2 separate regions of the Mus musculus genome follow, and region 1 is linked to region 2. The links are chromatin loops, found by intact Hi-C in ENCODE. Cell type or tissue: heart. All regions are shown on one strand.

The links. A loop is a pair of places that touch in the nucleus more often than their neighbours do. Peaks named below come from ENCODE experiments on the same cell type or tissue, not always from the same donor. Only the 100,000 strongest peaks of a DNase experiment are listed, where the experiment ranks them.
Region 1: it touches region 2 in a loop (6-fold over the local background); 15 of 42 quality-filtered maps call a loop at or near these places.

Annotation. Positions count from the first base shown.
Region 1 is chr19:23,954,488-23,962,487 of GRCm38, forward strand. No RefSeq gene overlaps it. Among named protein-coding and RNA genes, the nearest start is that of Gm34076, 41 kb to the left of the region's middle. In heart, CTCF peaks have their summits at 4,710 (motif pointing left) and 7,228 (motif pointing left); DNase peaks (open chromatin) are centred at 1,174, 6,024 and 7,244; H3K4me3 peaks cover 339 bases; H3K27ac peaks cover 2,566 bases.
Region 2 is chr19:23,572,617-23,580,616 of GRCm38, forward strand. The region is part of intron 4 of 1700028P14Rik (RIKEN cDNA 1700028P14 gene); the gene reads right to left. Among named protein-coding and RNA genes, the nearest start is that of 1700028P14Rik, 76 kb to the right of the region's middle. In heart, a CTCF peak has its summit at 4,272 (motif pointing right); no DNase peak of the experiment used is centred here.

The DNA of each region.
Region 1 (8,000 bases), 380 kb after region 2:
CTCTGGCCTTCAGTAATTAAATCTAGGATATCCCAGAAGTTGTTTTTCTTATTGATACCTCTACATCAAAACATCACAGGGTAACTGTCAACCCGAAACACTGGAAGAAGGACGACTCTCTCTCTATCCTTCGCCTGCTTGCCTTGTGGGACTGAGCAACTGCTAGATCCTTGAACTTCCATTCACAGCTGCTGCTGACCACTGTTGGGAGTCAAACTGCAGACTGTAAGTCATCAACAAATTCCTTTACTATATAGAGATGACCTATAAGTTCTGTGACTCTAGACAACCCTGACTAATACAGAAGTTGAGCTCTAATCTCAAAGGGAAGAGAGAATTTATTCAAGAGCAGTGGTTCTCAACCTGTGGATAATGACCGTCTCTGGGATTTGAAGGACTTTCACAGGGGTCCCATAGCAGATATCCTGCCTGTCAGATATTTACATTATTATTTTTACATATTTACATATTTATATTCACAACAGTTGCAAAATTACAGTTATGAGGTAGCAATAAAGATAATTTTATGTTTATTAAAGGGTCACAGCCTTAGGAAAGTTGAGAATCACTGCTTTAGAACCAGATGTGAGCTATCATAACCTAGGAATGCAGCTATCAAATGCCAGGATCAATGTGGTAACAGTTTCATGGAGTCTTCATAATTATAGAACAAATGAGAACTATAGATCCACGCACTTTTCAAATGCATGGGCGGAATCTGACGCGTTCCTTAGCATTGGTAGAAAGCGGTGATGTGTTAAATCCTAAAAGGGTTCATGGGACAGTCCCAAGGATCTAGGCCAGACACAGAGATGGGTGCCATAGATTGCTAGTAAGGAAAGCTAAAAAGAACCCCAACATAGTTTGATCTGGGCTCTGTTAACATCTCAGCTCTCCACAAACACAAAGTTGTAATCAGTCAGTCAGCCTGGTAGAGTCTTTTTTTCTGAGAATTTCAGTTAATAATAATAATAATAATAATAATAATAATAATAATAATATATTAATGTCATTTTTTAAATTATGAGAACAAAGATGGACAATCACTTCAAAAGAAAATCACTTGACTCACAATTCTAGAAGATCCGAGCAGCCTCATACCACTGTCCTGTCCAGAGGCCCCTGTGGAAAAGCAGAAAGCGAGCCAGTGGCCTGCAGAAGCGGCCAAGCCCATGGGTGTCCTCGCTTTTTAACCACCTGCTCTAGAAGGAAGTAACTCAACAGCCAATCGCATTCCTCCAAGACTGTCCCCTCCTGGAGGTAGGTGTGCCCTGGCCAGATCACCTTCACTCCGCTGTGGCTCTTTAGTCTCCTCCTCCACCCAGCCATACCGGAGGCCCGCAATACCAGCCCAAAGCTTCCTTACTTCCACTTTGGGGGTCGACTAAATCTAAACCCTGGCAGAGCCTCTTCTCCCATCACATAGAGCAGAGTGCCCCATCGCAGCCTGCTAGGTCGAGTGGAGAGATAGATTTAACACGTACAAACGATGAGTCTCAGCTGGTTCTAGGCCAAGGCATCTGGGCCAGATCCCTATCAAAGTGCTATAGATAGTTTAATCTCTACAACACCTGCAGGAGGCAAAGGCCGCTTCTCCTTTATAGCCCAAGACCCTAAGGTTTAAGAAATCAGTTACTGCCCCAGTGGCCCTGCCTATGCTGGATCCTCCCCCTGCCCGTCACCAGTGTTAAAAACACTCTACCCAGTCACCTCTGAAGAAACAACACAGGCGCTCCTCCGTCTGAGAACTGAGATAAGGATGAGAGCTACAACAGGAATCTGCTTCCTGCTAGTCTTCTTTCCCCCCTCATCCCCCTCTCTCCCTCGTGTGAGATGACACAAGTTCGTTCTCTTGTAAAGGTCACAGACCACTCTTCCTGGCTCACCTGGCCTACCTATGCTATTGACCGGAGTTGCATGAGATACACACACACACACACACACACACACACACACACACACACAGAGGCCCTGGCAGGCTAATCCTACAAAGAGAATCTCCATGGCCCGGGCTGCACCCTCCTCACCAAGAGGCCCAGCCTCGCATTGGCCCTCTCTCTTCCTCGCTGCCAGCTGAGCTATCCTCCACAACACTCACCCTCATCGCTAGGGAAAGGGGCCACCTAAGCTGGGTAGCACCACGTTCTTTAGTGGGGTCTTAAAGACAAAGGAGATACTTCGGTTTCCTTACCCGACAGGGAGAGAAGCAGGAGCTACCTTCCTGATCTCTGTATTTGCTCAAAAGACAAGGCTCCACAACTGGAGGCTCACCAGAGGGAACCTGAATGAGCCTGTTCTGAGCCGCTAGCTTTAGTTGGGCAAGCCCCGCCCCGCATCAAGTCCCGCCCCTGGGAAGCTCCACCCCTTCACCCAGCACTGCCCCCAAGCCACCGCGAGGCTTGCAGAATCGCTAGGTTTACTCTTTTTTTTTTTTTTTTTCCATTTTTTATTAGGTATTTAACTCATTTACATTTCCAATGCTATACCAAAAGTCCCCCATATCCACCCACCCCCACTCCCCTGCCCACCCACTCCCCCTTTTTGGCCCTGGTATTCCCCTGTACTGGGGCATATAAAGTTTGCAAGTCCAATGGGCCTCTCTTTCCAGTGATGGCCGACTAGGCCATCTTTTGATATATATGCAGCTAGAGTCAAGAGCTCCGGGGTACTGGTTAGCTCATAATGTTGTTCCACCTATAGGGTTGCAGATCCCTTTAGCTCCTTGGCTACTTTCTCTAGCTCCTCCATTGGGAGCCCTATGATCCATCCATTAGCTGACTGTGAGCATCCACTTCTGTGTTTGCTGGGCCCCGGCATAGTCTCACAAGAGACAGCTACATCTGCGTCCTTTCAATAAAATCTTGCTAGTGTATGCAATGGTGTCAGCGTTTGGATGCTGATTATGGGGTGGATCCCTGGCTATGGCAGTCTCTACATGGTCCATCCTTTCATCTCAGCTCCAAACTCCGTCTCTGTAACTCCTTCCATGGGTGTTTTGTTCCCAAATCTAAGGAGGGGCATAGTGTCCAGGTTTACTCTTCTAAAAGTCCTACTTTATCTGCTCTTCGGTCACTTGACCTCATTGAGCGCGTTCATCTTGTGAGGCCTGTGTGTCTAGTACTAACAATGTTTGCAGCTGAAAGGGACGTCAAAAAACTGTTAGCGCAGGAGGACCTATTATTAGCATTCTGTCTAAACTCCACCCCACAGTTAACTGGCAATAGCCAGGTATGCGCCTCCCCACAGTTACCTGGCAACAGTCAAGTGGGCCTGACCCACTATCAAAGGGGCTGCTTGCCCCACTCCTCCCTCTCTTGGTCTCTTGCCCTCTTTGTCTCTTGCCTTCTTGCTCCCTCCTCTGTCCCCTCCCCCTCCCCCCTCTCTCCACGTGCTCATGGGGGCCCTCTACTCCTCTACTCTTGCTCTCTGCCTCTGCTGCCCTCTTAACTCTCCTTCCCACGCCCTGAATAAACTCTATTCTATACTATACTCTACTGTCCTGTGACTGGTCCCCCAGGGGGAAGGGATGCCTTGGCATGAGCCCGTTGAGACACCCTGCTTGCCCCATACCTCACCACCACCCCCCCATAGAACAAATCCCCCTTCTCTTTATCTTTTTTTTATAAACACATCACCTATAGGAAGCAAAGTGGTTGGTTAATTTTGTTAATGAACAAGACGTTAAGGCACGCAGAAAACATAACCTTCCTCCAATGTTGAATGCAAATGCACTCCTAGGGTTTCGGTCCCCTGATACGAAGTGATCCCTTCTTTAAAGACTCTGCAGACTGTGTGAGCCCTGAGGGTTAATTGTGTATTTTACATTGGTTACTAAACCTCTCACTTAAAAACAACTAAGGTGGCTGAGGGAGAAGACTTAGCCAATAAGGTGCTTGCCACATAAGCATAATGGACCTGGGTTCTGTCCCTGGCACTAGGTAAAAAGTCTATTTCCAGCATTGGGGATGTGAAGAGAGAGGATCCCTCGGGCTTGTTGGCTAGCAGTCTAGCTGAATCTATGAGCTCTAGGGTCATTGAGGAGCCCTGTCTCAAAAAATAAGCTGCAGAGTAATTGAGGGGAACACTTGCTGATACGACCCCTGGCCTCCACACGTCTCCATGTGTGCATGCCCACCCATACATTTAACACTGGAACACATACAAGCACACGCACACACAGCAGCTCGGGCCAGGTAGTCAGCTCAGCGGCAGACTGATCTTGCCCATGGGAGGTCCTGAATGAAGTTCAACATGCAGCAATGCAAATTATGTTTAATGTATTTCACTCAACTTTAAATTTCCAGTGGTTAAAGTGGTAAACATTTTATGTTTCCATATCTTCTACCACAACTTAAAACCTCTTCATTTAGCATGGAGTAAATTTGGTGGTTGTTATTTTATGGAGATTCGTTAGAAAGGGCCTTTCTGAGACTGGAGAGGGGACTCTTGGTGTCCCACATTGACAGAGTAGCACACACGAGGGCCAGGAAGCCAGCCTCTCCCTACAGCGCTTGACTCCGGTGACCGCAGTGAGCTTGGCAGGCAAAGGGTGGCTTTGGCAGATGGAGGTGACCTAGGAACTGTAAGCACACATCTCTAATTGCTAATTGCTTCAGCGTGTGTGTTCAACTCTCCCCAGCACCTCCTTTGCTTTCTCTCAAGGAAACCCCAGGCTTCAGAAACCAAACACTAGATATGACTCCCTCTGGTGGAATAAGGAGAGAAAAGTCACAACTGCTCCTGATTCCCGGTGGGCAGCTGCAGGAGTCAGGAGTTTTATAGACCTCCCCTACCCACAGGATCATTCCAGATGAGGACACTACAACTGCAGGCAGAGTCAGGGCTGGGACTCCACTCGGCAAACCCAGAGGCTAAGAGCAGGCTCAGATCCTGGAGCCCTAGTGTCAGGCTGGTTGCAGTACAGTGACCCTGCTTATAGACTACCCAGGAGTCTGTCAAGTCATTTAGTGGAGACCATACAATCCAAAGACATAAGCCCTGGAACAGCCTGGTGAGTAATTGAGTAACTCACACACACACACACACACACACACACACACACACACACACACACACACACACGGCAGCATAAAAAGAATGCAGTAGAATTCCCCGAGTCGACTTAAAATTTAGACTATTGTTTCCTAGAATTCTCCCCTTGTGACTCCCAAGTTCAGATTGGGCACAGAAGAGCAAATGAGATTTGGGAAGCTAATCAGAATCAGGGCTGTGTAATGTCAGGAGAATGGCAGTGCATGCCCACTGTGGCTGGCTGACAGGCTGCATGGCCATCAGCATGCACACATGTGTACACACACACACACACACACACCCCTCAGCTGCTGAGTGTCGGGCCAGGTGTACTACAGCAAACCCCTCCTGCAGTTTCCTACCACAGAAGGGGTGGGCACAGTGGTTAGCTCCATGCCACTCTCTCCTCATGGCCTCAGCTTTTCTTTCGGGCAGCCAGCCCTGCTGGGGCCAGAGGTCACACCTCACACAGGTCTCTTCCTGGCCAGTACAGGGGCACTTGGCTGAGCCATAGGGAGTGCCTCACTCCCACACACCCGCCAGAGGAACCCAGGCACAGGAGGGAATAGAAGAAGCCAGAGGCAGCCAGCCCAAGCACGCTATGCTCCTTGATACCCGCTAAATAGCTTTGACCTGGCATCCTTCCATACCGTCTACCATTGCCCAGCTCCTAACATTTGTAAAAGGAATTTGGTCCGTGCTATAGGGCATCAGCAGATACAGGACCTTCCCCACACGAAGTCTGCTTCCAAGAACCTGAAGCTGGAAAGAACAACGCCTGCTTCTGCAAAGATGAGCCCCTCACTGGTCACACACTCCACCCTTTCCCATCTGACAGACCTGGGACCCCACAGCAGCCACAGCAACCTCCTCCTCCTCCTCCTCCTCCTCCTCCTCCTCCTCCTCCTCCTCCCATTGTTGTTGTTGTTGTTAAGGAAACAGGCTTGGATCCTCCAGAGGGCAGTGGGCCAAGGACGCTGAACTGCTAATTAAAAGGGCCCAGACTGAATGCAGCTGCCTGCAGGTCTGAGTCCCTAGGAGAATTGTACAGACCATTCCACCAGAGAAGCTGAAGGGAATACATTCATCTCCCAGTCAGCGAGAGAGGCAGCTTCCTTCCCATGCCCCCAAGCTAGCCCTGGTTCCTAGTGAAGAGAACACGGAAGGAAAAGAGCTGTGGAATGTCACCACCTCACTGACTCCAGAGGGACACTGGTCTTTAAAAAAATGACCACAGCCCTTTACTGTGTCCTGGTGGCTTCACCAGAGGGTTGGGTGTGTAATCTCCCGTGGGGACAGCCCAAGCCCATGGTGTGTGGCACCCAGCTCTGAATCCCCTGCAGGAAACAATGTTGGATACAATTATTACTAAAAATTGATTCATGAACACGAGAGATGGCTCATCTAATAAAGGACTTGCATTGCAGGCCTGAGCACCTGGGTCCTATCCTCAGGGCCCATTAAAAGCCCCAGGGTGACAGTATGGCAGGGCAGGCCTGTAAACCCAGCAGAGCAGTAAGGAGACACAACAGGCTCCTGAGGGACCCGATGTCCAGCCAGTACAGCCTATGAGTGACTATCAATCTCTGACCTCTGACATACACACACACACACACACACACACACACACACACACACACACAATCAAAGCAAATCGCTGGTAACAAAGGTACAGCATCATCAGGACACAATGCCTCCTGCACTCCGCATCGGGTGGGTCCCAGCCCCTGGTGTGTGTGTGTGTGTGTGTGTGTGTGTGTGTGTGTGTGTGTGTGTGCAGTAGCATGCCCACATCGCTAAGGACTCTCAGCAATTTACACCATAGACTTACACACATCAGGGCCTGATGGACAACTTTGGCAATTGTCTAAATTAACAAAACTGATAAGGTAAAGTCTCTATCTGGGAGCTCCCAAATGCAGGTAAATTTGAAGAAGTGAGTCGGGAGATGGGACCAGGGTGTTTTCTGCCGTGAAAAGCACAGAGGGCCTGGAACAGTTAGATCATGGGGTCCACCTAGGAAGGCATAGGATGAAACCTGTTTTCTATTTCATTTCTCACTTAAAAAAAAATGTGTTATGAGTGACAGCAGGAGCTTCGGGTAGATCAGGCATTTCCCTGTCACTGGGTCCTGTTATGTCTCCCCCGCATCCCCACCCTGGGTCGTTGGGTCAAACTGTGGTACTCTGCCGCCACCTGGTGGCAGACAGCAAAATGCTACAGTACTCCAGATGAAGGCAAGCACGCAGTGTTTTTATTGTCCTCAATTCTCTAGTCATCTGATGATCCTTTGGTTTATCCTTCCAAAGCAGGTGAGGGCGTGGCAAGGAAGAAAGCCCCTCCCCCTTCGATTGTTTTGCCTTTCGAGATACTTTCATGAAAAGGTAAATCAAGCAGCGAAAGAAAGTTATCAAGCTGGAACACAGACCCTTGGAGGGCTTCCCAGCAACCCTGCCCACATTCCAGAACATCCCTTCCACCACCGTGGCCCGCCACTGGGTTTTCAGAGTTCCCGCCAATCTAACCCTGGCGTGTGTTTCTCCTGACCTGGGACACTCACGATTTGTACAACTCAGAGGTGTGCAACATTCACCTGGGGTTGCATTCTGGAGGATGTGGGACAATGATACTCCAAAGGTTTCAGGAGAAATTGGTCTCCCTGTCCTCTGACCTTGCTTCCCCATCAGGCGCTGAACTGCTTCCTGCTGCAACAACCGTGTGATCGCTGACCACGCGTATTGCAATGACCCTGCACGCAACTTCTGTGAGGCTGACCCAGATACAAAGCAGCTGGCTCGGAGGTTGGTCCTGAGGCAGGAACAGGTCCTCAGCCTGCTTAAAGAACACTGAGGAAGCCAGAGCAGCGTGGTCAGAGCACAGGCGATGAAGGAGTCTGTTTAAGGGCAGGGACCAGAAAACTAATACAGAGCCACATACCTGGGGAAACTGAAAAGGGGGCGGGGCAGGGA
Region 2 (8,000 bases):
TTCAGGAAAGATCGACACTGATAAAATTTTTTAAGTCCAGTCTTCCCAGGCCCTCCACAGTTCTACCTGTCTTCAGCAAGCATTCCTTCAATTACTTCTAATTCTTCACAAGGCAATGTGCTCCTGTCCTAGCACTTATAGCTACCAAGTCCCATGTTTGAATCCTAGGTGCTCTGTGGTCTCCAGATTCTATCATCCACTTTCTCCCTCAAAAATCCTTTGACCTCATGCCCCACATTCTGTGCTAGGTAATGACTAAAGAGATTGTGATAGATACCAAGGTGTCTAAGATCATAGACTGTCCCCAGCCTCTACCTCCTAACCATACAGAAATGCTAGATGAATCGTTTGTCTTCCACTGGGAATGTAAGCTAGCCCAGTTCAAAAGGAAGTCTCTAGAGTGATGGAGATGAAGACACACACTATGAAAACCAAGAGAGCTGACATCCTAAGCCTCCAGGGCAGAGTTTTAACTATAGGTAATGAGTAAGCAAAGTGATCCTAGGCTCACTGTACTTGCACATTAAGGAGACTAGGCAAACCCCAGTTACAAGCCAAAAGGAGCCTAGTTCCTATATTTAGAATTCTGGGTAAAGAATAATTTGTTCTTCTATAAAAATGAAACTGTACTTGTGTTCCCAGCAATATTTTAGAAATGGATAGTCAAAGAAAATATCTAGATTTTCTTGGTTTTCTTTTTGTTGCTGTTGTGTTTGTTTGTTTGTTGTTGTTGTTGTTGTTTTGTTCAAAACAACAAAATCCAATTTAGGCAGGCTAATGGATCTGGGTGGAAGATTTAGCTTGGTGGTAACCAGCAACTACTGCCAGCTTTCTCAGTGTTGCTTCCTGGCAGCATCAGTGCCCGAGAGCTTGAGAGTTATGAGAATTCAGTCTTTCCTGTGTTTGGAGGAAGACACAGTGGATAGCAAACTCTAGATGCTCAAGTGCCTTCTGTACATTTGTATGTGTGTATAGCACAAGCACATCCTTCTATACATTGTAAGTTACCTCTAGATTGCCTATACTACTTAACATACTGTAAATGTTAAGTAGCGTAGACACTTCATTGTTTCAGAAATAATTATTTTTTTAAAGTCTGTACATGTTTAGCCAAGAGTTGTTTTCCTTTCAATTATTTTCATTCCAAGATTGATTGAATCTGCTGACGTGAAACCCAGGGTATGATTGCAATTGAGTCTTATCCCAATTTACTGAATTAGAATCTCTATGGGCAGGGCTCAGCATTCTGAAGTTTAACAATCCCTCTAGAGAATTCTGATACACACTTGAGTTTGAGTGCCTCTGAGTGAAAGAACAAAACTAGAAATTCACGTGAGAGGAGAGAAGTCCTAAAAGGAGGGGGAAGAGATAGTAGAACATATGTGATAGGAAAGTCACAGGATGTGGTCAGGGGCATGCTAGCGTTAAAGGTTTAAGTAAAGATGGGGATAAAGAGATGAGGAGGAGGGGGTTGGGGTGGGTCAACTAAAATTAGGACTGTATGAAAGAAGTCTTATGAAAATCTACTCCTTTGTAAACTAACTAAAAATACAGTTTAAAAAGAAGTCTGAACATAGGTAGCCTGTAAGAGGGAAAAAGTGCTTCCTCCAGAAGAGATAGCATATTAAATTAGAGCCCCCCAAAACAACTCAAACTACTGCCATTTCTCTTGGTTGTCCACTATGGCTATATGGTAAGATAATTTGCTGAAGACACAATGAACAGTGGTTAAAGGACACAAAGGAAATCAAACAGGAACTAACCTGGATACTTTCTCCCTGCCAGATAGCATTTATAGTGCTAGAAGATGCTATGTAGACCACTGGGAGAGAAAAGCAATCAGTGGACTCTGCCTGCAATAATGCCATCTTCTCTACCATAGCAACAGTGGCATGACTGTTATGGAAATAACCAATAGCCTTCCAGTTGGACTTGAGGATTGCTCCACAGAGGGGAATTCATGCCTGGTACTGTAACCCTAAAACTAAAACTCCATGGTTGGGGAGGTCAAAGGCCCTAGGAGGGAACTTAGTACTGTTCTGATAATTGGGCATGTCATCAAACTATCTTCTCAAAATTTATGTTTAAATAGCACAGCTTTCAACCTCGGTCAGAGAAGCTTCTTTTTCAGTAAAAAGCAATCTGTGTAGAGTCTCATAACTGGTCATAAATGCTGAGAATAAGTGACTGTTGAGTGCTCAGATCTAAATTGGTTCCTTATCAATATCCATCCATATACCTCAAAGCTCAGAAAATATCACATAAAAGGGGGGCAGAAAGAATTGAAGATTTTGAAGATGGGGAGGACTTCTGTGTAGAGTAATGTCTTCCAGACATGACATAGTCATTGCTTTTATGAACTCAAGGTAGCTGTGGTTATTGGCATAAGACCTGCATAGTCAGTCAACATTCCAGCATGAAGAGGAGAAGAGCTACTGGCAAGTGGTAGCTGTTAGGGGAGGGATGTCATTTTTCTTCTTTGGGGCTTTAGCCATGCTCTGGTGGATAGACCTATCTTAGTGAGTATGCAGGCAGTACTAACTGGACCCAGTGGTCAGTGGGTTGCTAGAAAAAAATAGAAAATTAGGAAGAAGGAAGAGTAAGAGCAGAAGAAAAGGTGGAAGGTAGACATATGGTGTGGGAACCAGAGGAGTGAGGAGGATGGAAGTATAGATAAATTCTATAACACATGAAATTATCAAGGGATAAACAAAAATTACAAAATGAAACAGGCTGGGCAGTGGTGGTGAATGCCTTTAAACCCAGCCCTTGGAAGACAGAGGCAGGTAGATTTCAGAGTTCAAGGCCAGCCTGGTCTACAGAATGAGTTCCAGGACAGCCAGGGCTACACAGAGAAACCCTGTCTCAAAAACAAAAGAAAAGAAAACAAAACAAAACAATAAAATGAATCAGATGTCCAATAATTTAATCTTCAAATCAGTAAATAAAATTTAAATGATCAATTTAATAGAAAGGAAGAAAGAAGGAAAGAAAGAAAGGAAGGAGATGGAAAATAAAGAAGTAGGAAAAATTTAGCAACTCAAAATAGTGAAGGATTTAATATTTTTGGCCTTAAATTGAATATCACACTATTTCTTAAAAGTCCATCTATATGCCTTAATACTTAACATAAAATTATTTTCAAAGAAAGCATAAAAGCAAAAAAATATATAAACACACAATTAAGTCTTAGCCAAGAGATATATTCTTCCAATAATAGGATATGGAAAAGGAAAAAAAATGTAAAAATCACTGGCTCTAGCGACCGTTACCCATGATTAAAAGAACAACTCACCAAGAATATGCCTAGGAATCCTACATCACTACACGTACAATATGTAAGATATGTAAGGCAGAAAAAGGCGGGATTCCAAAGATAAAACACAGTCACAGAGGAGAGACTGTAAAACATCCTTCCTGCCATTGGTTTCTTAGTCCCAAGTCTACCCATAGCCTCCAAAAACCACAAACAAGGGTAGGTCAACAACAAAGAGAACGAATTTGCACACTTGTCCCTAAGGAGAACATAGTGGAGCATGGGAAACACTATTTTAAATAAGTTCCTAGCCACTCCTGCTCCAGACCCAACAGACCAAATCAAAGTGGAACCGGTTTGTGTCAAATTCTATGCCTGCCATCCCCAACTAAATTATTTTATATGTTCTTTCAAGGATATGGGGACCCAGAATATTTTAACCTTTACAAAGAACAAAAGCAATTCAAGTCTTTTGTTTCTGCTCTCTATCAAAAGAGCCTTGTCTGCTTAGCTCACGGGAGCACTCTGTTTTCTTTCGTAGGATGAGGTATTTTCTGATTCTAGAATTGTGAATAAAAACCAGAGGGGACCTTTACACTTGCTATCATCTTGACTTTGACTCTACAAGCTTCAAATTGTGTGTGGATAGGTTTTTTTTTTTTAAATCCTGCCTCTAGAGCTAAATTAAAGCCCACATGGGACCAGATTCTGGCAGGAATTTCAGGGGAAGAGAAGGTAACAAGGGCTTGTGGGTAGACAGAACACCATAGACATCTCCTCCAAAAACAGCATCCTACCCTGATGGAGAGAGGTACTTCGATGGGAGGATTTGAACCACTGTTTTCAAGCAGGAATGAACAGAATGACAGTTCTGGGAATGCACTGTTTTGGAAACAGAGAGAGGCAATTAAGAAATTAAGGATCTTGGAGCTGTAACACAGCCCCACAGTGGCAGCAGGTCTCCACTTCCTACCCCACCCCGTGTCAATTAAACGTTGCTTCAGTGGATTAACAGAAGATGGCACTCTTGAACTAAGATAATAAGCAAACTTCCCGCTCTTCCCATTTCCCTCAGCAGTAGTACCTGGATGGGATGACCTGGGATTGTGGGAAAACCCAACAACATTAAAATAAGCAGAAATAGGTAACTCTACTATGAGGGCAGCAAAATTAAGCCCATGAGTATTCTTTCCTCCTGAAATGCTCCCCATCGCTGATGGAGCCCTCTATCAGCCTGTGTCTTTAAAGGTGTAATGCAGAGCCCAGAAAATGGAACAAGAATGAGTGCACAATACTTTGAGTAGGAATGCAAAATGCTGCTCTCTTAAGAGGAAAAAAATTTAAAATCCCAGAGAACATGCCAAGCAAGTTCTAAACAAGGTTATCAGATACAAGATTGCTGTACAAAGGAGTTTAGCCATGTATCAGCCAACAAAGAATGGAAATGTGGAGAGGGAAAGTGCTCACAACTGTACCATATTCTCCAAGTTTCCTAGAAGAACGGATACAACTAAAGCTATAGGATACATCTATAAAGGAGAACTTATAAAGTTTTGTTGGTTCTAGAATAATTCTTTACTTATGAATGAGACAACTCATTGATGATGATCATTTTGTCACCTGACTGATTAAATGTCGTGACTCAGAATACAAGGTATACCTTGGAACTTGACAAAGAAATTCTAATAGACATAGAATTCCATAAAATGGAGGTGGGAGGATGACAATTTAGAAAAGAAGAACAGACTGGCTCAACTCATCCCACAAGGTACAAAGGAGTGGAATAATGTCACAGTAATTAGACAGTGCCGCTGCTGAAGGCGTATACAAACAGACCAGCTGGATAGACTACAGAGCTCAGAAATCCAGCTGCTTAAGCATGGCGCAGCTCTGATGGGAAGGGCTCAGTGACCAAGTGTGAGCAAAATAATGTTGCAACGACTGGCTAGTCTCACCTTACAAGCAGGCGCGGGCATTATACACGAGATATGCAGCTTCTAAGAGGTTAACAGTTTGATATTTCATATAGTATGTCTTTTCTTCCAATAGTCAAAACAATGCCATACATAAAGTTACCAAGAGAATTCAAAGAAGATATTTGCGAACATTTTACCAAGACAGAATTAGTCCCCAGAATAAAAAATGTTAAAGCTTTTGTAAATGAGTTTTTAAATTTTCCAATAAGAAAATCAACTGAAGGTACACACAGGCGATTTGCAAAAGAAATCAGGAAGGGTCATTGCTGTGGAACAATAAATTAAACTATAAGTCCAGTAATTAGTGGATTGTAAAGTAAAAAAAAAATATAGTGCAGTACCATTTTATTTACATTAGATTATTAATAAAGAACCTTTATAAACATTTCTGAAGGTGTGAAAGGATGAGTATTCATATGCCCCTGGTGTGTCAGAAATCCTGTGAATGTGGGGTTAAAGGTAGATCTGTCAGGTCTAGAGTACAGCCGGAAGACCTCTGTGTCTACACAGACTCAATGGCAGCCTACAGTGAGTTAAGCCATGACTGAGGACCTCTGGGTGCCAGAAGCCTTGTGCCTCTGCTTTACCTCTGTCTTTCCTGTCTAGAGCTGATAGGCCCAAAGCCAGACTCAGGCATCTCTTTTGGGATTTTCCCTTAGTAGAAACCGAAAGAAAAGGGCCAGTCACTCTTCCGAGACGGGAGCTACATATGCAATGTCTCTACTTTAGGGAAGAAGCTAATGAAGAAAACGCCACAGGACCGGAATCCTAACGGCAGGCTCCCTCACTGATTTTGCATGCCGTCTTTTGACAAACTTACCCTTTGACTATGATGACCTTGTGTCTCTGTCACCTACAAGAGTCCCATTCCAGAGCTTGGGGCCATTAATCACCGCGATCATTTAATTCCCCTTGTTCAGAGTCCAAAAATTCAGATCATAAGCTGGCTCTCCATATGGCTTCCACAGAGAGAGAATGCTTCATTAGGCTGACACAACTATCTGAACTGTGCTTCAAATTTAACTAATTAGAATTCTGGACTCTGTGTGTGTGTGTGTGTGTGTGTGTGTGTGTGTGTGTGTGTGTGTGACAGAGAAAGAGGGAGAGAGAGGGAGAGAGAGGGAGAGAGAGAGGGAGAGGGAGAGACAGAGAGAGAGAGAGAGAGAGAGAGAGAGAGAGAGAGAGAGAGAGCGCTTATTGAGCCCAAGTCAGTCTCCGTGAGTCAGATAAATGCTGAAGCACAGATAAAAACAGCCTTTCTGGAAATATAAAACTGAAGACCAGATGCTGGTAGATTCGTGAGGACAATGCTACTCTGTCAGCATGTCTGGAAGTTGGACAGCTGGCTCTCATCCACCACCACCACCCACAGTTTGCTACACATACCCTCATTGACCTTTAACAGGTGCAGAGAATAACCGAAGGTGTTTTGTAAGATGAGCAAGTCTGAGACTTATCGTTAGCACTGTGGCATTAGTTAAAATATCTACACGAGAATGAATCCAGGCAAAACATCGGTGGGCGACAAGGTGATGCACCCCAACCCACAGAGATCCTCTAGCTTGCAAAAACCATAACGTTTAATTGCTTATTTCCTATTTTGTCCTCCGAGCTAGAACATGTAGACAACATACCTACCATATCACGTGGTTTTATCTAAATATGAGTGATTCAAAGAAACAAATAATTTCAAATTAATCTCTCCCCTGGCAACAGTAGAAGATTCTATTTCTAAGACAAGTCTAGCCACTGATAGCCGAGGGGTATCCATATTACAGGTGAGAGGAGAAAGTTTATGCGCTCTGGGAAATTACATCCCATTCTTAACCATTATTTTCCTTTAAATTGCATGTCAATCTAGATGCAGTAGTTACAAGTCTGTAATCGCAGCACTTGGGAAGTAGAGGCAGGAGGATCAGGAGACCAAAGCCGGGCTTGGCAGCATGGCAAGTTGGAGACTAGCCTGAATTACATGAGATGCCATCTTCCCCTGACAATCTTACAGTGAACTGATTCGAATGCTCTTGTCATCTCTTCCCACATTTACCTCCTGATTAAGTCAGATGAAATTCATTAGCTTTTCAGCAGCTTCCAAATACAGGGAGCTTTTTAGAAACTGCCTCCTAAGAAGCTAATAAGTACGTGATGGGGAGCAAAGATGAACGGCAGGACAATTTGAATCTGCAGTTATCCTCATCCAAGGTCAGTAGTTGCTAAGAAGCCCTAGCAGGTTTGTAAGCGTTCTCCCCTCCTATCAGGAACGCAATGATGTGAACCAAATTTTCCCCTTTCTGCTTGGCCCTTAAGTCATTCTGGAACATTCAGACAGTCACTTAAACACTCTGCATCTTAACACCTCCCATTCATATTTATTCCATAAATATTTATAAAACAGATGAGTGGATTAATTAACGGGTAATCAGACTCCTAATTTCTGTGCTTTAATTTCTTCCTCCATACAGTTAAGGTCAACCCCACCCAGATGACCTTGGATGACCTTTAGGAAGGACAGAATGCAGACAAAACGTGTGGGGTGTGTTGTACACGTTTAAAGTGTGAAACGCAGTATAATGACTGATGAAACATTCTACCATCTAGTGGACCAGACAAAATAAAAATGAACTTCTACTGATTCCTAGGTCCCTTCCTGATTTTTGGAAAGTTACCATATCCACTGAGCCCTATTTGGTGAGATTTATCGAAGCATCTAGAGCATCTTGCAAATGTTATCATCTCATTACTCTTACAAGACAATACTCAGCTGTAAG